Regions from separate parts of the Homo sapiens genome. Here region 1 is linked to region 2. A link is a loop called in an ENCODE intact Hi-C map of the cell type or tissue named here. Cell type or tissue: Caco-2. All regions are shown on one strand. Links, peaks and the distances in the headings refer to the core of each region. The heading gives the core; the rest is flanking DNA.

Evidence for each region. Peaks named below come from ENCODE experiments on the same cell type or tissue, not always from the same donor. Only the 100,000 strongest peaks of a DNase experiment are listed, where the experiment ranks them.
Region 1: a loop joins it to region 2, with 5 times the contacts of the local background. A loop is called at or near these places in 1 of 110 quality-filtered maps.

Annotation. Positions count from the first base shown.
Region 1 is chr6:134,193,194-134,204,279 of GRCh38, forward strand. All of the region lies in intron 3 of SGK1 (serum/glucocorticoid regulated kinase 1), which reads right to left. Among named protein-coding and RNA genes, the nearest start is that of SGK1, 120 kb to the right of the region's middle. In Caco-2, for the core only: no CTCF peak of the experiment used is centred there; DNase peaks (open chromatin) are centred at 4,982 and 6,928.
Region 2 is chr6:134,373,441-134,384,526 of GRCh38, forward strand. No RefSeq gene overlaps it. Among named protein-coding and RNA genes, the nearest start is that of LINC01010, 59 kb to the right of the region's middle. RefSeq lists a silencer at 7,053-7,112. In Caco-2, for the core only: no CTCF peak of the experiment used is centred there; a DNase peak (open chromatin) is centred at 5,791.

The sequences.
Region 1 (11,086 bases), core at 3,862-8,861, 180 kb before region 2:
CAGCTCAGCTTAGTATGTTCACAAACTGAAAACCTAATTTAGGAGTACGTTATAAGTCCTCACTAAAAATGGTAGCTAGGTTCTTAGATATTGTAACTTTAAGTGAAATAAAGTATAAGGAAACCAATTTCACCATAAGCTAATTGATATAATGAGGAATTAACTTCCTATTGCATACTTATGGACATAAAAACATCACATAACTTCTAAATAAAGACCAAAACACTTCAAATACTGAACATTGAAATAAATTCCCGGTCTTGCCCAGGTGATCTCATCTCAGCCTCCCAAGTAGCTGGGACTACAGGGATCTTCTCCCTTTGTTTTTTTTCTAGCCCCACTTCCAGTTTGTTTCCACAGTACTTAGAGTGAGTTGCTGTTGTTTTTCTTCTTTGTTCTGTTCTCTCTTTATTTTCTTATGTTCCTTCCTGCACACTGAAGTTGCTGTTGTTTTAGATTTTCTTTTTTTGAGTGAGATCTTCTCACTCAGTCACCTGGCTGGAGCGATTAATAGCTGACTCTGGGTACAGTGCCTAAGCTAGCCTTGCTCTGCAAGGAACAGTTAAAAAAGAAAAGAAAGGAGAGGAGAGGGGAGGGGAGAAGGGAGGAGAGGGGAGGGGAGAAGGGAGGAGAGGGGAGGGAAGGGGAGGGGAGGGGAGGGGAAAAATTAATAAAAACTAAGATAACTATTTACCCAATGATTCCACTTGAGGTGGTAGACAACCCAAGCTTATCCTGGCAGCTCAGGGAACAAGGTGACACCAACCTTGGACAGGAGTCCGTCCCATCCTCAAGGCACACTCACACTCACACCCACACTCATGCTCACTCAGACTGGGACAACGTGAACACGCCAATGAACCTCAACATGCATATCTTTGGGATGTGGGAGGAAAGTGGAGTTACATGGAGAAAACCTACAAAGACATGAAGAGAAAGTGTGAACTTTACACAGACTGTGGCCCCAGCTGGAAATCTTTTTTTTTTTTTCTCATCAATGTTATAACGACATGCTATATATATTTTTGTTACAACTAGCTGAGTCTCAGCCAATCACAGCAACCAAACTTCAGCTAATCACAGCAACTGAGCTTCAGCCAATCACAGGATGCCAACTGATCAGACGATGCCCAAATAAGGCAAATTTGGAGCTTTAACCAGTCAAGCTGTTTGTGTACCTCACTTCCAGTTCTGTCTATAAATGCTCCCTGTCCACCTATTTGCCCAGTGGAACTCTCTGAGCCTCCTTTGGTTCTGAGGGCTGCTTGATTGGAGAATCATTCTTTGCTCAAATAAGCTGTTAAATTCAATTTGTCAAAAGTTTTTCTTTTTTTTTTTTTTTTGAGACGGAGTCTCGCTCCGTTACCCAGGCTGGAGTGCAGTGGCACGATCTCGGCTCGCTGCAACCTCCGCCGCCTCCCGGGTTCAAGTGATTCTCCTGCCTCAGTCTCCTGAGTAGCTGGGATTACAGGCGCACACCACCATACCTGGCTAATTTTTATACTTTTTGGTAGAGACGAGGTTTCACCATGTCGGCCAGGCTGGTCTTGAAGTCCTTACCTCAAGTGATGCGCCCGCCTCGGCCTCCCAAAGTGCTGGGATTACAGGCGTGAACCACTGCACCCGGCCTACAAGTTTTTCTTTCCACAGTATTATGTATCCTGTATTATGAGATAAACTTCTTGGGCAAAAAGCAAGCCATTAAAGGCTGAATATTTCAGCATGCCTAACTTAATAAAATTTAGGACATTTTAACTTTTGCTACAGTTAAAATCCACTAGACTTTTTGATCTGCTGCCATATTAGTTTGATTCAAAATAATGAGAGCAGATTTATTAAAATATGAAGTTGCATTTCATATTTTCCTTGTATTTTTTAAGTGAGAAAATTTCCTGGTATCATTTTAGCTATCATAAAATGCCTTTTAGGACTATGGAAATGAAAGATCTTGGACATAAATGATTTGGATAAAATAAGCACATGAAAATACTGCCTGAAAATAGTTTTAAAAGAATCCTGAGGAATTAGAAAAACGAGCTATTGTGAAACACTGTTAGTTTAGCCTTTAGTAAAACAGCAGAAATAACAAGCAATTTTGGTCAGAACAAAGAGAAAGAGAAAATTGTAAGTTCCACAAACGCAGAAACAGATTTTGCTCCAATTGGAAAGCTTCAGAAAGCTAAACCCTTCATTTACACAATCCAAGGCAGAGTGAGGGGCCTCTCTGTGTTGAGCTAAACTGAGCCTATAGTCACACATTCACACATTTGGCACTAGGACAGTTGTGAGGATAGGATCTGACAAACTTTTCACTGCCAAACATAACTCAGATGCTAGATGAGCATGACTCTAAGTATCTTTACACAGAGAGTTTAGAAATAACATTTCCCTACTCACTGGAATAAATAACCCATCCTTGAACTTGGAACCATCTAAACCATTGTAGATGGTTTAAGTCATGCAAAACAAAGTGCTTTTTGCTTTCTAGATCTTAGCTTAAGAATGCAATATTTTATCTAAATGACTAGGCAACTAAGGTTCGCTCCAATTTGAGGATTTTAAGTCTAGCCATATGTCTATTTCCAGGAAGCTTATCAGTTTTGTGTCTGGGGCTCCAGATAATGGAATACAGCAAATTATAAGCTTCATGGTTCAGCAGAAAAAACAAGTTTGGGGTCCAGTAATGTATAAAATAGTAACAGTAATGATAAAACAAAATGCATTCTTCTTTCAAACCATAGTTAGTAAATCCCATGAAAGTGTAATCCTAGATAAATGTAATCCCATGTAAATGACATAATTCTTTCTCCAGGTAAAAAGAGCTAACATAAATTGACCACTAATTATATGTTAACACAGTTATAAATACCTTTACTGCATTATCTTTTTTAATCCCCACAAAATTCTATAATCTATTATTACTATTTCATTTTTGCATGTATAAGAAATGAAAGGACAGAGGGTTAAATAATTTGCCCAGCCAGGCACGTGACTGTAATCCCAGCTACTCTGGAGGGTGAGGCGGGAGGATCACTTATTTTTTTTAAATTTAAAAAGAGATGGGGTCTCACTATGTTATCCAGGCTGGTCTTGAACTCCTGAGCTCAAGTGAGCTACCTGCCTTGGCCTCCCAAAGTGCTGGGATTACAGGTATGAGCCACCGTGCCTGGCCAAGAGGATCACTTGAGCCCAGGAGTTCAAGTCCAGCCTGGGCAACAGAGTGAGACTCTGTCTCAAACAAAGAAAACAAAGAAAAAATAATAATTTACCCTAAAAAAAATTAAAATAATAATAATAAAATAATAATAATTTGCCCAAAGTCACACAGGTAGTAAGCATTGAAATCTGTGGCAAACTCAGAAGGCCTGACTCAAGAATTCACGACACAACCACAACAGATTGTACACTACCGGGCAGTTTCCTGCTGCTCTGTGCATGGCCTGCTGGCCAACTCTGATGTGAGGTCAGTTGACTAAAAGAGATGTGGTTCAGGAAGCTGAGAATGATTGTGGTTACCTGTTCTAAGATAGAGAAATTGATTTTTAAAACTTCGAGTTGAAGTACGGGATGCCAAAAACCACGTATGAGTGACAGAGTGAGTGGGTCTCTTTCTGATGGATTAAGTCTTCAAAAAGACTTTCAGAATGAATCTCTATCTACCTTAATTTTGGGCAGTGTTAATTGTATTCATTTTTTCAACACATTTGATTGTGCATATACCATGGACAAGAAAGTTTGTTAAAAACTGAATGTATAAGGCTGGGTGCAGTGACTCACGCCTATAATCCCAGCACTTCAGGAGGCTGAGGCGGACAGATCACTTGAGCTTAGGAGTTTGGGACCAGCCTGGACAACATGGTGAAACCCCATCTCTACAAAAAACAAAAAAATTAGCTGGGCGTGGTAGCTTATGCCTGTAGTCCCAGCTACTTGGGGGGCTGAGATAAGAGGATCGCTTGAACCTGGGAGGTCAAGGCCACAGTAAGCCGTGATCGCACTACCGCACTCCAGCCTGGGTGACAAAATAAGACCCTGTCTCAAACAACCAACAACAGCAACAGCAACAAAAACCCTAATGTACAGGAAATTATTTTGGGGAGTAGTGGAAGATAGCTGGCAAGTTGGAGACTCTAACTTGAGATGTGGTACTACTTGTCTGTACATTTTTTTTCTCATTTCTGTCTACCCAAAGGTGTTATGTTTTTATTGTCTTAAGGGGGCCCTTCATTTGATGGCATAAAAAGTTATGACCAGCCATCTGTAGTTCAGTTAATAGGTCAAGAATATCAGCAGCTATTGTTATGTTGAGGTCATTATTTATCAAGCTTCAACACATAAAAAGCAAAAGTAGGCCGGGCGTGGTGGTTCACACCTGTAATCCCAGCACTTTGGGAGGCTGAAGCCAGTGGATCACTTGAGGTCAGGAGTTTGAGACCAGCCTGGCCAACATGGTGAAACTTAATCTCTACTAAAAATACAAAAATTAGCCAGGCATGGTGGCGGATGCCCGTAATATCAGCTACTTGGGAGGCAGAGGCAGGAGAATCACTTGAACCCGGGAGGTGGAGGTTGCAGTGAACTGAGATCGCGCCACTGAGAGCACTGCCTGGGCGACAAAGCAAGACTCCATCTCAAAGAATAAAATAAAATAAAATAAAATAAAATTAAATTAAAATAAAATAAAATATAAAATAAAATAAAATAAAATATAAAATAAAATAAAATAAAATAAAATAGCAAAAATAGTCCAAATGTCAGTTAACAGGGGGACCAAATTTATGGGTGAACATCCACAAGAAACATAAGTGGCCTCTAGGGAAGCCAATCTTTGCACAGAATTTTTGTTTAATGAGGTGGAGGGTATACAAGATATAGGCCAAAGGATAATTTAGGTTCTTATGACTGTGTCCTTGTTCTTTTCAAATCCTAGCTTCATCTCTGCTCCCACTGATGACACTATGAGACTTTGGAATTCTTCACTGTGTGTAAGACGATTTTATTACTGAGATAGCTACCGCTTTGTAGTTATGACCTGAGTAAACAAGGTTAGTCAACCCACAGGATTTTCATGTGTCCACAGATTTTTACTAGATAATTTATCTGTAATATCAGGAGGCAAAGTCTACCATGAATATACTGGCCAACATGTATCAGATGGAAAATTCTTGTGTAAGCAGATGATGTTTAACTTTTATCACATTTTTCTCTTTTGTTAGATAATGCCATACTTCGGCAGACAAGCAATTGTTTTCTAGCTATAAATATGAGTATTTTGCTTTTCAAGAGAAAAAATCTAGAAATTGTTTTCTTTACTTTAAAAAATTCATGTACTGAAGTCCTTCCTCTGCTTGTATTAATCCAATGATATCATTTTATATATTCTCTGAAATACTAAAATATTTCTGTAGTCCATATGTTTTCAAATTATGAATCATTTTATTTCTACATTTGGTACATAAACTATTACTGCTCCTGAGTAAATATGGATATACCACTTTATAGTGATTTTTTTTCTTCTTTTTCTCTTTTTCTATTTTTTTTTTTTTTTTTTTTGAAAACAGGGTCTTACTCCTGGCCTCAAGTGATCCTCCTGCCTCAGCCTCCTGAGTAGCTGGAATTATAGGCATGAGCTACCAGTAGTGATTCCTAAGTCCCCAGAAATTTGAGCTAATTTTTATTTATTTATTTATTCTTGTATTTACTTATTTTGAAGACAAGGTGTCGCTCCGTCACCCAGGCTGGAGTGCAATGGCATGATCATGGCTCACCGCAGCCTCCAACTCTTGGGCTCAAGCCATCCTTCTGCCTCATCTTCCTTAGTAGCTGGGACCATACGTGCAAGCCACCACACCCAGCTTGAGCTGATTTTTTTAATGTGATGAACTATGAGAAAACATATAGGAGCTAAATGATGAGAACTTAGAAACACAAAGACGGAAACAACAGACACTATGGTTTACTTGATGATAGAGGATGGGAGGGTGAAGAGGAGCAGAAAAGATAACTATTGGATAATGGACTTAATACCTGGGTGATGAAACAGTCTGCACAACAAACCCCTGTGACAAGAGCTTACCTATGCTGGCCCGGCATGGTGGCTCACGCCTGTAATCTCAGCACTTTGGGAGGCCAAGGCAGGCAGATCACTTGAGCTCAGGAGTTCTAGGCCAGTCTGGCCAACATGGTGAAACCGGATCTCTACTAAAAATACAAAAATTAGCCAGGCGTGGTGGCGGGTGCCTGTAATCCCAGCTACTCAGGAGGCTGAGACAGAAGAATGGCTTGAACCTGAAAGGCGGAGGTTGCAGTGAGCTGAGATTGCGTCACTGCACTCCAGACTGGGCGACAGGGCAAGACTCTCTCTCAAAAAAAAAAAAAAAAAAAGAAAGAGAGTTTACTTATGTACAAACCTTCAAATGTACCACCAAACCTAAAACAAAAGTTAAAAAAAGAAAGAAAAATAAATGTAGAAAAAAATATATATATATATGAACAACGCATAATCCTGGAAATATAAGGAAAAATTAAATTTTCTCCTCTGGGAAAAATTTATACAGTAATGATTCTTGCTCTTTAATTTTTGTTTGAAAGAAATCTAGACATTTAAAAAACCCCAGTGGTAGAATTGTCTTGTTAAAAAGGGACATCAAGTAAAAGGCCAGGGGAACATCAAAGAATTATGTTTCTTACCTGGCAAAACCAGTGTCTAGCTAAAATAATGGCTTGCAAATCAATCTTGTTGTTTAACCACTTCATTATCTGGTTTTCTCTAAGCAAAGAACATTATCTGTGTTGCCAATAATAGTACTGGGGAAAAACACACATTTTGAAAGTATGAAGAAACTCATTCTACCTTGAAATTCTCATTCAAGAGGAAATTATAGGCCACTGCAGGACCAGCGATTGAAAAACAAAGGTGTACAAAAACAAACAACTCAGGTTTCAAAGGCTAAAAACAAAGATAACAGGAAAGAACCTAAACTTGTGCAGCCTGTTTGCTTACTGTCTGAACAAATGCTGGGAATGCATGAGAAATTCTAAGCCCTGTGAACAAAAGTGTGAGCAGTAAGATGACGGGTGATCAATTTTCTTCCTTTCTCTATTTTTCATTTTTTCCCTATGATGAGCATATGCCACTTTTATGTTATAATGATAAAAAAGAAAGACTTAAAAAATGACTTTTGTTTTTCCAACTGTATACCAGTATCTATCTACACATAGCAACTGAGCACGCTAGTCCTGTCGTCTGGCACTCACACAAAAAGAGTGAATGTCAAAATCTAGGCAATTCTACCAGATTTCACGTAATGAAACTACCTTGAATAATTCCTTAATTCTTCACAAAATCATGTTTTTATTTAACTTCTATTTCTATCAAGCAATGTGGACTAACTACCCCTAATATTTAACTCTATTTAAACTGTGTATCAGGCCAGATGCTGGCTCACACCTGTAATCCAAGCACTTTGGGAGGCCAAGGCAGGTGGATCACTTGGGCTCAGGAGTTCAAGACCAGCCTGGGCAACATGGAGAAACCCCGTCTCTACAAGAATACAAGAAATTAGCTGGGTGTGGTGGCATGTGCTTATAGTCCCAGCTTCTTGTGGGGCTGAGGCAGGAGGATCGCTTGAGCCCAGTAGGCTGAGGCTACAGTGAGCTGAGATCATGCCACTGCACTCCAGCCTGGGTGACAGAGTGAGACCTTGTCTCAAAAACAAAACAAAAAACAGATTACACACTACATTAAATAAATAAAATACTCTCTGATGATGACTGATTTTGAATGAAAATACTCCATTCACTGGAATATATTTTCCATAAAAAATGACAAAAACATTGTCATTTTTTGTATTATTTCTTTTTCTTTTCTTCTTTTTTTTTTTTTGAGATGGAGTCTCACTCTGTCCCCCAGGCTGGAGTGCAGTGGCGCGATCTCAGCTCACTGCAACCTCTGCCTCCTGGGTTCACGCCATTCTCCTGCCTCAGCCTCCTGCATAACTGGGACTACAGGTGCCCGTCACCATGCCCAGCTAATTTTTTGTATTTTTAGTAGAGACAGGGTTTCACCGTGTTAGCCAGGATGGTCTCCATCTCCTGACCTCATGATCCGCCCGTCTCGGCCTCCCAAGGTGCTGGGATTACAGGCGTGAGCCACCACACCCAGCCTTATTTCTTTTTCTTTTTTGGAGATAGAGTCTCGCTCTGTTGCCCAGGCTGGAGTACAGTGGCCCAATCTCGGCTCATTGCAACCTCTGCCTCCTGGGTTCAAGCAATTCTTCTGCCTCAGCCTCCTGAGTAGCTGGGATTACAGGCAGACACCACCAGGCCTAGCTAATTTTTGTATTTTTAGTAGAGACGGGGTTTCACCATGTTGGCCAGGCTGGTCTTGAACTCCTGATCTCAGGTGATCCACCTGCCTCAGCCTCCCAAAGTGCTGGGATTACAGGTGTGAGCCACCACACCCGACCTATTATTTCTTGTATTATTAAAATCATTTCAGGAATTTGTAAAAGTTACAGTAATAAAACTCGTACTGCAACCATGACTAGAACATGGCCTTTGTAAAGAATCCATTTACAGGCTCATAAGATTTGGTGTTGTGGATGGATGGCTATGGAGCTGCTCAAGCTTGTGTTTGCACTTATCAGAATTCAAGGCAGTTAGAAAGAGTTTCCAAGTGCTGATGTGCTGGAGAAGAAAGGGCATGCTGCAGTGTAGAAACCACGGGAGAAACAATTGCGTCACCTAGTTTCAAACTGTGAGAAAACTACTAGCGAACTAGAAGAATATTTAACTTCCTAAACCTGAGAGATCTACATCTTAAAGAATATAGATTCTACTCTAGGCACATCATAGTCAAACTGATAAAAAATAAAAATAAAAATAAAAATAAAATTACAGCAGCCAGTAAAAGACTACACGTTACATTCAGCATAGCAATAATGTAAACATTGTTGACTTCTCATCAGAAACTCTACAGGCCAGAAGACAAGAACCAATATCTTTAAAGTTATGAAAGAAAGAAAAACAAAGTAGCCACGCAGAATTCCATATCTAGCAAAAATATCCTTCAAGAATGAAATAAAGGTATTTCCATTTATAAAGACATATCATGTAGATAAAAGAAAACTAAGATATTTCACTGCCAGAAGACTTATAAGAAATCCTGGCCAGGCGCGGTGGCTCACTCCTGTAATCCCAGCACTTTGGGAGGCTGAGGTGAGTGGATCACTTGAGGTCAGGAGTTCAAGACCAGCCTGGCCAACATGGTGAAACCCTGTCTCTATTAAAAATACAATTAGCCAGGCATGGTGGCATGCACCTGTAATCCCAGCTACTTGGGAGGCTGAGACAGGAGACAGGAGAATTGCTTATACCCGGGAGGTGGAAGTTGCAGTGAGCTGAGGTCTCGCCACTGCACTGCAGCCTGGGTGGCAGAGCAAGATTCTATCTCAAAAAAATAATAAAAACATGAAAAAAAAGAAATCCTAAAGGAAAATTTCCAGGCTAAAGGGAAATGATACCAGAGAGAAACAGATTTTCAGGAAGAAATGAAGAACATCAGAAATGGCAAATATCTGGATAAAAACAAAAGATAATTTTCCCCTTATTTTTTAAAAAATGCACTGTACTGTAGGGTTTAGTACATATATAGATAATACATATGACAGCTATAATATAAAAGATGAGGGTAGAGTGGGGTAGATGCACCTACATTGTTTGCAAATTTTGACGATGGTCTATGAAAATTTAAAGTCATTTATTCTCAGCTGGGTACAGTGGCTCATGCCTGTAATGCCAGCTCTTTGGGAGGCCGAGGTGGGCAGATCACTTGAGGTCAAGAGATCGAGGCCAGCCTGGCCAACATACTGAAACCCCGTCTCTACTAAAAATACAAAAATTAGCCAGGCGTGGTGGCACGTGCCTGTAATCCCACTACCTGGGAGGCTGAGACAGGAGAATTACTTGAACCCAGAAGGTGGAGGTCACAGAGAGCCAAGATTGTGCCACTGCACCCCAGCCTGGGCAACAGAGTGAGACTCTGTCTCAAAAAAATAAAAATAAAAATAAAGTCATTTATTGTAATCTTCAGAGCACCACTGAAAATGTGATGCAAAGAGGATAACTAGAAAGTCAACAGGTAAATTAATATTAAATTCTAAAACCTATTCAAATAATCCTAGAGAAGTCAGGAAAGGAAGAATAAGCAAACAAAGAAGAGAAGGGACATATAGAAAACAAATAGCAAAACAGTAAAGTTAAATCTAACTGTGTCATTACATTAAGTATAAAGGGGCTAAACATCACAAGTAAAAAAAACAGAGATCATTAGATAGGATTTTAAGAGGAAAATCTAACCACATGATGTCTATAAGATAAGCACCTTAACTATAAGACACAGGTTGAAAGAAAATGGAAAGAAAAATATGCCATGTGAAAAGTAGGCTTTAGAAGATTGGACTGGCTGTATCTATCAGAAGAAATAGACTTAAAACAAAGACTTTTACCAGAGATAAAGAAGGAAATTTCCTAATGATAAAATGATCAGTTCATTAGGAAATAATAATAATCATAAAGATGTGTGTGTGGTTGGGCACGGTGGCTCATGCCTGTAATCCCAGCACTTTGGGAGGCTGAGGTGGGTGGATCACCTGAGGTCAGGAGTTAGAGACCAGCCTGAACAACGTGGCAAAACCCCGTCTCTACTAAAAATACAAGAATTAGCTGGGAGTGATGGCATGTGCCTGTAATCCCAGTTACTCAGGAGGCTGAGGCAGGAGAATTGCTTGAACCCAGGAGGCAGAGGTTGCAGTGAGCCGAGCCGAGATCATGCCATTGCACTCCAGCCTGGGCAACAAGAGCAAAACTCCACCTCAGAAAAAAAAAAAAAAGTATATGTGCCTAATAACAGAGGTTCAAAATACATAAAGCAAAAATTGACTGAATTAAAAGAACCAAAAGACAATTCTACCACTAGAGGTGGAGATTTTAAAACACTCTTAGTAATGGACTGACCAACTAGGCAAAAAATAAATAAATAAATAAATAAATAAATAAATAAATAAATAAATAATTACTCTAGACA
Region 2 (11,086 bases), core at 3,001-8,000:
CTCACCCAATTCGTCTTGTACAATAACCTCAGAAACACAAATACACCATGTCCGGCTGCATATGAAAGTGGCAAGAGCTTGTCATTTCCATTTTTAAAAGGAGAAGCAAATGTGTCTAGCTTACTCAATTTTTTCCTAACTTCAACTTTCATGTTTATATAACCATCAGGGAGACGTGCTGACTCACAGTCAGCCTCTGGGGCAGCACTTCCCTTTTCTTTAGTTCTTGAAGAAACAAGTATGGTGCTCCCAGGAGAGTGGACAAGCTAACCATGTGAGTTTTTTATACACACAAGTAATATAATCGTGTACATTTATGTTAATTGACAAAAGTCTGAACAAGATAATCCCTAAACAATAAGAATGATTTTATTTTATTTATTTAATTTTTTTGAGATGGAGTCTCACTCTGTTACCCAAGCTGGCTTGATCTTGACTCACTGCAACCTCCATCTCCCAGGTTCAAGTGATTCTCCTGCCTCTGCCTCCCGAGTAGCTGGGACTACAGGCTCACACGCCACCACACCCAGCTAATTAAGAATTATTTTAAGCAAGAATTGCTTTTTAAAATGCTAAACAAAATGATAAAGTCCACAAGTTTTTAGGTTTGTAGGTGAAGTCTTAGCTGACTTCCCACCTCCAGCAGGTTGGAAACTGTTCTTGATGCTCCCATAATACTTAGGATTTACACGATCATTGCGACACTACAGCACTTAATAGTAGCCAGGAGATAGAAGGTTCCGTGTATGGGGTACTGAGTTTGCACTGCACTTCTTCTCACTCCAGGCCACAGACCCCCGGACTCTACTTCCTTCCTTAGAGTCAGGAACTAAGAGGAAAATATTCAGCTTGGTTTTCTGGAGTGAGAAATACAGGGTTGAGACTACGTCAAGACAGTTATGTAAATAATGTAGGTGAAAAACTGAAGAAGAGATGAGGAGCCACCACAGCTTCCCAATCGATTTATTTGCTTCCAACTTTTCCAACATTGCTGCTCAGTGAGCTTTCAAAAATGCCAGTCCAATTAATTCACTTTTCTGCTTAAAACCCTTCAGTGCATCCGAGGGGACTTGAGATAAAGACCAAAGCCCTCACCTGCCCTGGAGGCCTTGAGTGACATGGTCCTCCCCTCACCTGCCTGGGGAAACCACTCTTGCTCCTGAGGGCTCCAGACTTCACCTGCAGTTGCTCTCTTAGTTCATCGAAACAGATGGGCTTCTTCCTGCCTCAGGGCCATTGCTCCTGCTGTCCTCCTGCCTGAATCATCGCAGCAGACTGCCAGCCCTTCTGCTGTCTTTGGCTGCACACTTCTTTTCTTTGGCCAGCCAAGAGATGACTGAAGTTTGAATTTGAATGCCTTAAGGCCAGTAGACTTCCTCCAGTGGGCCTTCAGTTCTAATATTTCTTGTTGTCTTACCCCTGCCAGATGCACACATTTGTGTTACCTGCCTGATCTCTTAAAGGAATTTGAGTTTGCAATCTCTGGACTAATTAATGTCTACTGATCAACCAATAAAGCACAAATGCCACCTCCTCACAAAAACTTTCACAGCCCCACAAAAAATCCTGTACTTTCCCTTCATAGCACTTGTCACAACAACAATTAAATAACTAATTGTGTTATTACATGTCTAAAGTCTATATTCCCGGCCAGCATGGACATTCCAAAAGGGCAGGGACTCTTGTCTTTTTCACCACTATGTTCTTAGTGTTTACATATAGAAGGCACTCAATGATTGAATGGATGAATGATAAAGCTAAAGTATTCCAAAGCTTAGTGACATAAATAATTCTCTAAAAGCTTTAAATGAGAATTATAGGCAAACATTTTTCTGAGATTATTTGAGCCTAGTCCTTCCAGGAGACACTGAGATCCCACAACCCTGAGGATGATATATCACGGGAAGCTCATGACAGTGATTTCGTACTACTGTGCTAGGTCTAAAGGGCAGAAGGAATGGGGAAGCCAAGAGGGCTCCAGGCTCCATGCAACTAATGAAACCATAGCAGCTCTACTTGCTAGACTTTTATCATTATTCACTTTCTTTCTTTCTTCCTTTTTTTTTTTTGAGACAGAGTTTCACTCTTGTTGCCCATGCTGGAGTGCAATGGTGCAATCTCGGCTCATCGCAAACTCTGTCTCCCGGGTTCAAGCGATTCTCCTGCCTCAGCCTCCTGAGTAGCTAGGATTACAGGCATGTGCCACCACGCCAAGCTAATTTTGTATTTTTAGTAGAGATGGGGTTTCTCCATGTTGGTCAGGCTGGTCTCAAACTCCTGACCTCAGGTGATCTGCCCACCTCAGCCTCCCAAAGTGCTGGAATTACAGGCATGAACCACCGCGCCCAGCCTGTCATTATTCACTTTCTATCTTTTATGTAAATATAGTGAATTTCTGCATAGGATTTGTCTGAACAAACCTTATACCAAGGCTTTGACAGTGTCTATCTTATTGGTTATGGTATCCATGGCTCCTAGGATGGTGCCTGGCACTGAGTGTTGGTGTCTATGAATGGTAACCTACTTGTGGTAAAGATATTTACAAAGCTAGGATCAGATTTCTGTTGTGTTTCAGGATCAGGAAGTAGTGAAGCTGTCCTATTGCAGGTAACATTGGTAGCATTACCTATCACATATGATGAGGGTTTCTTCCATCCATTCAGTCCAATTGCAAAACCAAATCAAACAACTTCTTTTCCTTCCCAAATGATATTTAATTCAAGTCCTTCAAATGCATTTCGAAAGCTTCTCTTGTCCATGCTCCTTCTCTATGCTATGTTGTCTTCTCTGCCTGTAGTCACATCCAAAAGGCAATGAATTAATTATCTTCATAAGTATTTTTCTTTATTTCCAAACGTGATCAGAATGTGCCCAAAGAATTCTTCATTGCAATGTTTTTGAGGAAGTTTGACTTATTATTATTATTATTAGGCTTCATTTTATCTGAAGCAAATTAAAGTGGACAATTTTCTATGATGATGGAAAGTCTCGCTATGTTGCCCAGGATGGTCTCAAACTCCTGGCTTCAAGCAGTCCTTCTCCCTTAGCCCTGCAAAATGCTGGTAATACAGGCATGAGCCACTATGCCAGGGCAAGGTTTTTTTTTAATGTGATAATTAGCAGTAAAAGTGGGATAAAAGACATTATATGGACCAGTACATGCCGTGTTCATGGTGCCAAATAGCTTCCATTTCCGCCCTTCCGCCCTTGCCTCTTTGCTGCCTTCTGGACCAAAGTTGTCTGTCTTGGAGGCAGACTTGTGTAATTACTTTAACAATCTCACTTGCCCTCTGGTTTCTGGTTGGCTTTGTCCAATGGAGAGCCCCTGCAGGAGGTCAGAAGGAAGATCACAGTGCGGTCTGGTCCCACATTCCCCTGCTTCCTGCCTACAGAGTTGGCTTGGGCTGGCTGCATGATTGCGAGCAAAGACCATAACTCCTCTCAAGGTGACCCTTTCCACACTCTCTCCTCTTGCTCCTTTACACCTCAGGGTTGTAACATCTGCTGTGACTAGCCCCAGCATGTCACTCTTCTTTGTGGTTTTCCCACATCTGCCTATACCCTATCAACAGTCCCTTTACTCAACCCTCCTGGAGTATGCCACTTGCTTCCTGTTGGGGCCCTGATTGATATACCTACTAGGGATTCCACTTATGATCACTCTCATTTTGCTCAGGAGTCGAAGTTATGGTGATAGACATTGTATCCACAGGTGTAACTACTTGAAAGAGAAGCAATTTTTGGAATCATACCCTACCATCTGCCTTTGTTTTATTAGATCTAAAAATCTAAATTAACCATATTTTCATTTTGTCCTAAAATGCCTTATTATTGTATTTTTCTCAACACTTCTATAATATGCCATGCATATTCTTATTTTTTGAAAATTATATAATTTGTTGGTAATTACTAATTTTATGTACCTACACTACTTACTCTGTTGCCAGGCTGGAGTGCAGTGGCGTAATCCTGGCTCACTGCAACCTCCCCTCCTGGGTTCAAGTGATTCTCCTGCCTCAGCCTCCTGAGTAGCTGAGATTACAGGCACGTGCTACCACACCCGGCTACTTTTTATATTTTTAGTAGAGAAGGGGTTTCACCATGTTGGCCAGGATGGTCTCGATCTCTTGACCTTGTGATCCACCCGCCTTGGCCTCCCAAAGTGCTGGGATTACAGGTGTGAGCCACCACACTCAGCCTGTGATATAATTTTCTAATATAAATGAGGGGGCTGGGCACAGTGGCTCACGCCTATAATCCCAAAATTTTGGGAGGCAGAGGCGGGTGGATGACCTGAGGTCAAGAGTTCGAGACCAGCTTGACCAACATGGGGAAACCCTGTCTCTACTAAAAAATACAAAAATTAGCCAGGCATGGTGGTGTACCCCTGTAATCCCAGCTACTTGGGAGGCTGAGGCAGGAGAATCACTTGAACCTGGGAGGCGGAGGTTGCAGTGAGCTGAGATTGCCCCACTGCACTCCAGCCTGGGCTACAGAGCGAGACTCTGTCTCAAAATCAATCAATCAATCAGAGAATTCACAAAAGGAACTAACTTACAGAACTTTATAGCTGGTTACTGGTATTGCTATCCAAATTTGCTGCTTTTCATGCAGGTGTCTTTGTCAAGGATGGGCTGTGACATAAAATGCAAACAACTGTTTTTAATGCTACATTTAGTATACATTTTAAGTTCTCATTTAGGGCAAATGTTCACTGCAAATTAAACTAGAATATACAAACATTTATAATGTAAAATATAACTTGTATTAGGGGTTCCTCACTTGAAGAAAACCCAAAATAAAACTCAACTTGATAAAAAATATTTGAATATATGGGATGATAATTCAAGGTTTTTCCATGAAATAGGAATGTCTCAAATGTCAAAAAGAAAATTGAATTTGAAAGTCCTTTTGAGCATACTGGTTGACTAAAGTGAAGGACACCTTTTTTATTTGTTTATTTATCAATTTACTTATTTATGAAATTTTAAAAATTAAGTAAATTTGCTTCCTCCTCATAGCCTCTTCTCTAAAGCTTATCTTAATCATGTCTTCTCCTTAACCATAAGCCTACATGCTCCTAATTTTATGACTTTGTGATCACTGCAGGTTTTTATACCGTTACTCTAAACAGAATTCCAGGCTTATCTTTGCCATACCAATATCTGATGAAAGTTGTCAGCTGTATACAAAAACAAAATGACCTTCTGCTCAAGTTCCCTACCCCCACCCTCCACCCCACAATGACTGTAAATATAAACACATTTTTAAAATTTCTTAAATATTTTCTTTATAGAAATCCAATTTAATCTCTATATCTGCCAGGATATTCTTTCAATTCATTTATCAGTACACCTTTTGAGGTTATAATAGTATGGAGAATTATAAGGAGAGTTCTAAACCAGGGATAACAAGTTAAGTAACAGGAAGATGCATAAGAAAATCTATTGTTACTGATGGAGGGTCTTGACTACAAGTCTTCCAGGCTCTTGACATTTTGAACAAATAATTGGACAAAACGCACAAAGAAATGAAAGAATGAAGCAGCGAAAGCACAGATTTATTGAAACAAAAGTACATTCCACAGAGAGGGAGCCACAGAAGCAAGCAGCTGATGAGCGCTTGTTACAGAATTTTCTGGGGTTTAAAAATACCCTCTAGAATTTCCCCATTGGTTACTTGGTCACACCCCATGTGAATGAAGGAATGGCCCACAACCAGTCTGATTGGTTGCAGAAGGCGACCAATCAGAGGCTGAAGTGAAGTAACAAAGTTACACTCTTAGGCAAATGAAGACTAGGCCCACAACCAGTCTGACTGGTTATGCGAGGGGGCCGATCAGAGGTACTTTCCATTTATCATCTGCCACACAGTGCAAAGGGAGTAGCCTCTGATCCTTTTGTTACTTCAGTGTGTAGAGGTGGGGTTTTCCTTTTGATTCAGTTATAGGAAGTCAGCACAAATCGGCCTTAGTTTCCCGGCCTCCACACCCTATTCTCCTGTCTCACTGTGGTTTCTTTGTTCACCTTTATCTGTTTAATAGCATGTATTCATGCTTCTCACTGCCACTAATATGTGTTTTGGATGATGCAGCAAGCTAAATACAATTGCTTACAGGTCAATTCATTGAAAATATTTTCACTTCAGCCCTCTTCAAATTAAATAAGTGAAATGAAAGAATAGATCAATTAATCATTTTAGTAGCTAGGCCCTGGGTTATTGAGGTCAGTGACCTTGGTGGGCTGATAAATGAATTTGATCCTGGGGAGGTTTCTGTTTCCCTTGTTTTAATCATTTATGTGTGCCCTATTATTCATAGAGAGAGGTACAGTGCTAGCACTCCAAATTCAAGTTCATTAATATTACACAACAGATGCAGGTGTTTCCAGGACGGCTAAGTCAGAATAGCCCTTTTCACTGGAAAGTGTGAAAGCCAAAGTAATTGTCTTCCAACTATGCAACAGGCACAGAAGTGCATATTAGGATTACTGAAGTTGAAATTTTTACCTGACTCTCATTTGCTTCTTTCCATGCTTTGAAATAACCTTTTCCTTCTTCCTTCTTCTCCTCCTCCTTCTCTTCTTCTTTTTTGTTTTTTTTTTTCTTCTTGTATTTCAAAAATCATAAGGCCAGTAATTTAAAAGCATGGGTAGTCTTTTTCTTTATGAAAGTTTAAGCTAAATACCTGTGCATCTTCATACACTCTTGCTTACTATTGACTGAACAAGTTTGGAATTGAGGAATGCTGATGTTCTAGTTATGCCCATTTTCTTCTACCAAACAAGGTATTAAGTTTTGTCTACATATACAAACTATTGTATAAACAGGAACAAAATGAATTCTGGCAAAAAAAAAAAAAAAAAAAAAACTGGTTATTTTTTAAATGTTTATTTGAATGGGTAAAATCAAATAAAATAGCCAATGGATTATTATTTATTTATTTATTTATTTGAGCCAGGCTCTCACTCTGACGCCTAGGCTGGAGTGCAGTGGCATGATCTCAGCTCACTGCAGCATCAACTTCCTGGGCTCAGATGATCCTCCCACCTCAGCGCCTCTGTAGCTGGGACTGTGGGCGTTCACCACAACACCAGGCTAATTTTTTTGTATTTTCTGTGGAGACGAGGTTTCGCAATGTTGCCAGGCTGGACTTGAACTCTTGGCCTCAAGCAATCTGCCCGCCTCAGCCTTCCAAAGTGCTAGGATTACAGGCGTGAGCCACTATGTCCAGCTGCCAATGAATTATTTACCTAAATTGAACAATTTTTTTCAAATGAGTCTAAAGATAGCCTAACACTCAATTTTCAATCCTCACTAAAGCAGGAATTCTCCAGCGCTCAGAGATAAACAAACAAACAAAAATCCAAGAAAAATATATGGAGCCTTCTTTTTATAATTTGAAATTCTGTAGGTAATTGCATCCCTTCTACCCAGATAAGCTTTCAGTTTCCAAGTTATTCTCATGCTGCCCTAACTCATTTTGAGGATGCAACATTTTAAAGATGAAAAATTTACTGCTTTAAAGAATAGGAAGAATAAACATCATCCATCTTCTAAGATGGACAGCCTTGTCATTACCTCACCTGCTCTTTCTGTATATGCACAGGACTAACATAAATAGTTACACTGAGCCTTAAAGAATTATGCTTTGAGAAGTGATTTAGAAAGAAATAGAGAAGATGAGGGGAGAGACTACAAAAAGGAAGATACCTTCAGCAGGGAGCTGTATGACATTACAACCGTAGCAAAAGCAGCTACTGTATTTAAACCTCCAAAAGAGTGCTGAGCCTGAAAACTTGAGATTTGAGGCACCACATGGATATGTAGCACCTTGGAATGATTTTTGTTCCTATTCTTCTTTTGACTGAGCTCAACTTTAATAGTAGTATTTCACTTTTATCTAGCATTTTATAGTTAACATAACACTTTCGTATAATGACTACAATTTATTTGGCATTAGATGTGTCATTATCTCATTTAATTTGCACAGCAATTGGATGACATGGATTCTACTATTATCCTAATTTTACAAGAAAGGCAGTGAAGCACAGAGAGATGAAGTAACCTGCTTTTTAGCTACGCTGCCATTCTGCACTCAAGCATCCTCTTAGTCTTCTTGACAAGCATATAAGGTAGATACCATCTACTGCTTGCTTAAGAGAAGAGCAATTGCTGATCAGGGAGATTGAGGAATGTACCCAAGGTCACTCAGCTAGTAGACAGTAAAACTGGGGCACAAAGCCCGGTTTAGATTTCTAAATTCTTCCAAGTTGCTTCTAGTGACACTTTTTTTTTTTTTTTTTTTTTTTTTTTTTGCAACTGGAAAATATGGGCTAGCTGGTGAAAGTTCAGGTGGCTGGCAATAATTTTGGTGTGACTCTGAAGTCTTTGAATCCTACTTCAAGACCTACGTACATGGATACAATAAGTATAATTTAATTTTATGTATGTATGATTATACTCTACAATATTTATACTGTTTATATTATGTATTTTATAAATTTTTATACTAAAATCCTAAATGCTAAAATACTAAAATCATGAAACAGTATTTTATACTATTTTATACTGTACTAACACCCTTAAGTTACTATGGTATGTGTGTACCTTAAGGGTGTCACTTATAACATTCTACTGTTTTTCACTGCTATTGTTCTCTCTGAAGGGTCTGGCACTGTGCCTGGTGCATAGCGCGTGCACAGTACATCATAAATGTTTCATGTATAAAAGAATGCACGTGCCTATTTAGGCACACACAGTACTTATATAGCTTATCTTTAAGATGCAGGAGTGGAGATTCAGACTGTCCTTGGATTAATGTAGAAAGTGAAGTGTATCAGAGACCATCTATGTGGTTCACCTGCCTCGCTGCATTCGGTTTTGCTTGTACAACAGAGCATGTGCTGCATGAAGCAGCAAGATGGCTGCTCAGTTCCGCAGGCTGGATACAGCAGGTCTGGTGGAAGGCAGTCCCAGCTGCTTAGATTTTGCCCATTCTCTCTCTCCAAAAAGTAGAATTGCAGACTCTATGGAACACAGGGGTTCAGGCTCACACAAACATGGGTGTTATTACAGAGCAACAGCAAATGCACTACTGATGGATGCAGCGGGTCACTTTACCACGTAATTTTTTTTTTTTTCTTTGAGACAGAGTCTTGCCCTGTGCCCCAGGCTGGAGTGCAGTGGTGCTGTTTCAGCTCACTGCAACCTCCGCCTCCCGGGTTCAAGTGATTCTCCTGCCTCAGCCTCCCAAGTAGCTGGGATTACAGGCGCCCACCATCACGCCTGGCTAAGTTTTTGTATCTTTAGTAGAGACGGGGCTTCACCATGTTGGATAGGCTGCCCTTGAACTCCCAACTTTGTGATCTGCCCACCTCAGCCTCCCAAAGTGCTGGGATTGCAGGTGTGAGCCACCGCACCCAGCCGACATTACCACATGTTTTTCTCATCAGAAAGATGAAGAGTTCAAGCTGTATGACCTGTGGGTCCCTTACAGCCCTAAGCTCTACACTGTATTGCCTGTGGGTATGCCACATTAGAAAAATAAATATCAGGCTCATCTCAGGTACGCCTTAGCAAACTGGACTCTTGAAACAGTACCATCACCATCTTCTTATTCTGTCGTGATGCAATAAACATGAAAAGCAGTGAGAAATGTCCTCTAATGGTAGCTTTGTTAATTAACTACATAGTATTCTAATTACCAAACAAACAGAATATTTGATAACTATTATGACCTTGGTGGGCTGATAAATAAATTGGATCCCAGAGAGGATTGGCTATATCAAGTTTCCCTTTGCTTTACCTAATCATTTATGTATACCTGTAGGCTCTGTGTGTGTGTATATATGTGTGTGTATGCGTATGTGTGTGTGTGTGTTTTAAAGAGTCATTTAGATAAGGAATGGTTGGGGTGGATGAACAAGATTATTAAACAGAATATGTATTTGGTTTGTTTTTTTCAAAATCAAATTGACTGTCATCAGGATATTATTTAGAAACCATTGCTCAGGTGGAGAAATGGCAGGTCAGGCCTTTGAATTTATGCCACTGGTCTGGGTTACTGACATAGAGAAAGTAAAATTTGATGATAGATTCTTTTAAGCCACTGGTTCATCTCCTTTGTTGGATTTATTCTTCCAGTTGATTTTATTTTGTTAGTTTATTTTTGATTTTGCTTTCTTTTTTTTTAATTTGGGAGTTGTCTTTCACTAAATACAGTTATTATGTACTAAATATATGTGTATTTTTCTGAGTGAATGTTGCCAAGTGTTCATCTTCAAAAATACAACACTGATCCTAACAAACATAAACATTGGGGTAGATCAAATTGAAAGAGTGCATAGATTAGCTCTTGATAAAAAACTACTGAAAACTCCCCTTTACAACTGGCTTTTAGTAGGAACAGGAATATCAATTTACCTTATGATCCAGGGTTTTTCAAATGTCTTTCGCCATGACCCACAGTAAGGAATATGTGTTTCTCATTGTGATCCAGAATATATGTGTGTGTATCTGAATAAAAGTTTCACTAAAAATATTTTTTCTTACTATGTGTGTGTAATGTGCTCTGATACTTAAAAAAAGAAACTCCTCTATGTTATTTTTTTAAGTGATGGCTGTAATTCACAAAATTGATTTATGACCCACTAATAGGTGGTGACCTGCAGTTTGAAAAATATGACTTAAAACCAGTAATGCAAACACACACAGAGAATTGTTTGGTCTTAGAGTAGATACCTATAAGTATCAATCAGCCATGTCATAATGGAACAGTTCTACTGTGAATGTTTACTTTTTAAAATCAGCAGTAGACCGTGTGCAGTGGCTCACACCTGTAAACCCAGCACTTTGGGAGGCCAAGGTGGGCGGATCATTTGAGCACAGGAGTTTGAGACCAGTCTAACCAACGTAGTGAAACCCCATCTCTATAAAAATGCAGAAAATTAGCTGGGCATGGTGGTGCACACCTGTAATCCCAGCTACTCAGGAGGCTGATGTGTGAGGATTGCTTGAACCCAGGAGGCAGATGTTACAGTGAGCCAAGTTAGTGTTGCTGAACTCCAGCCTAGGCAACAGAGCTAGA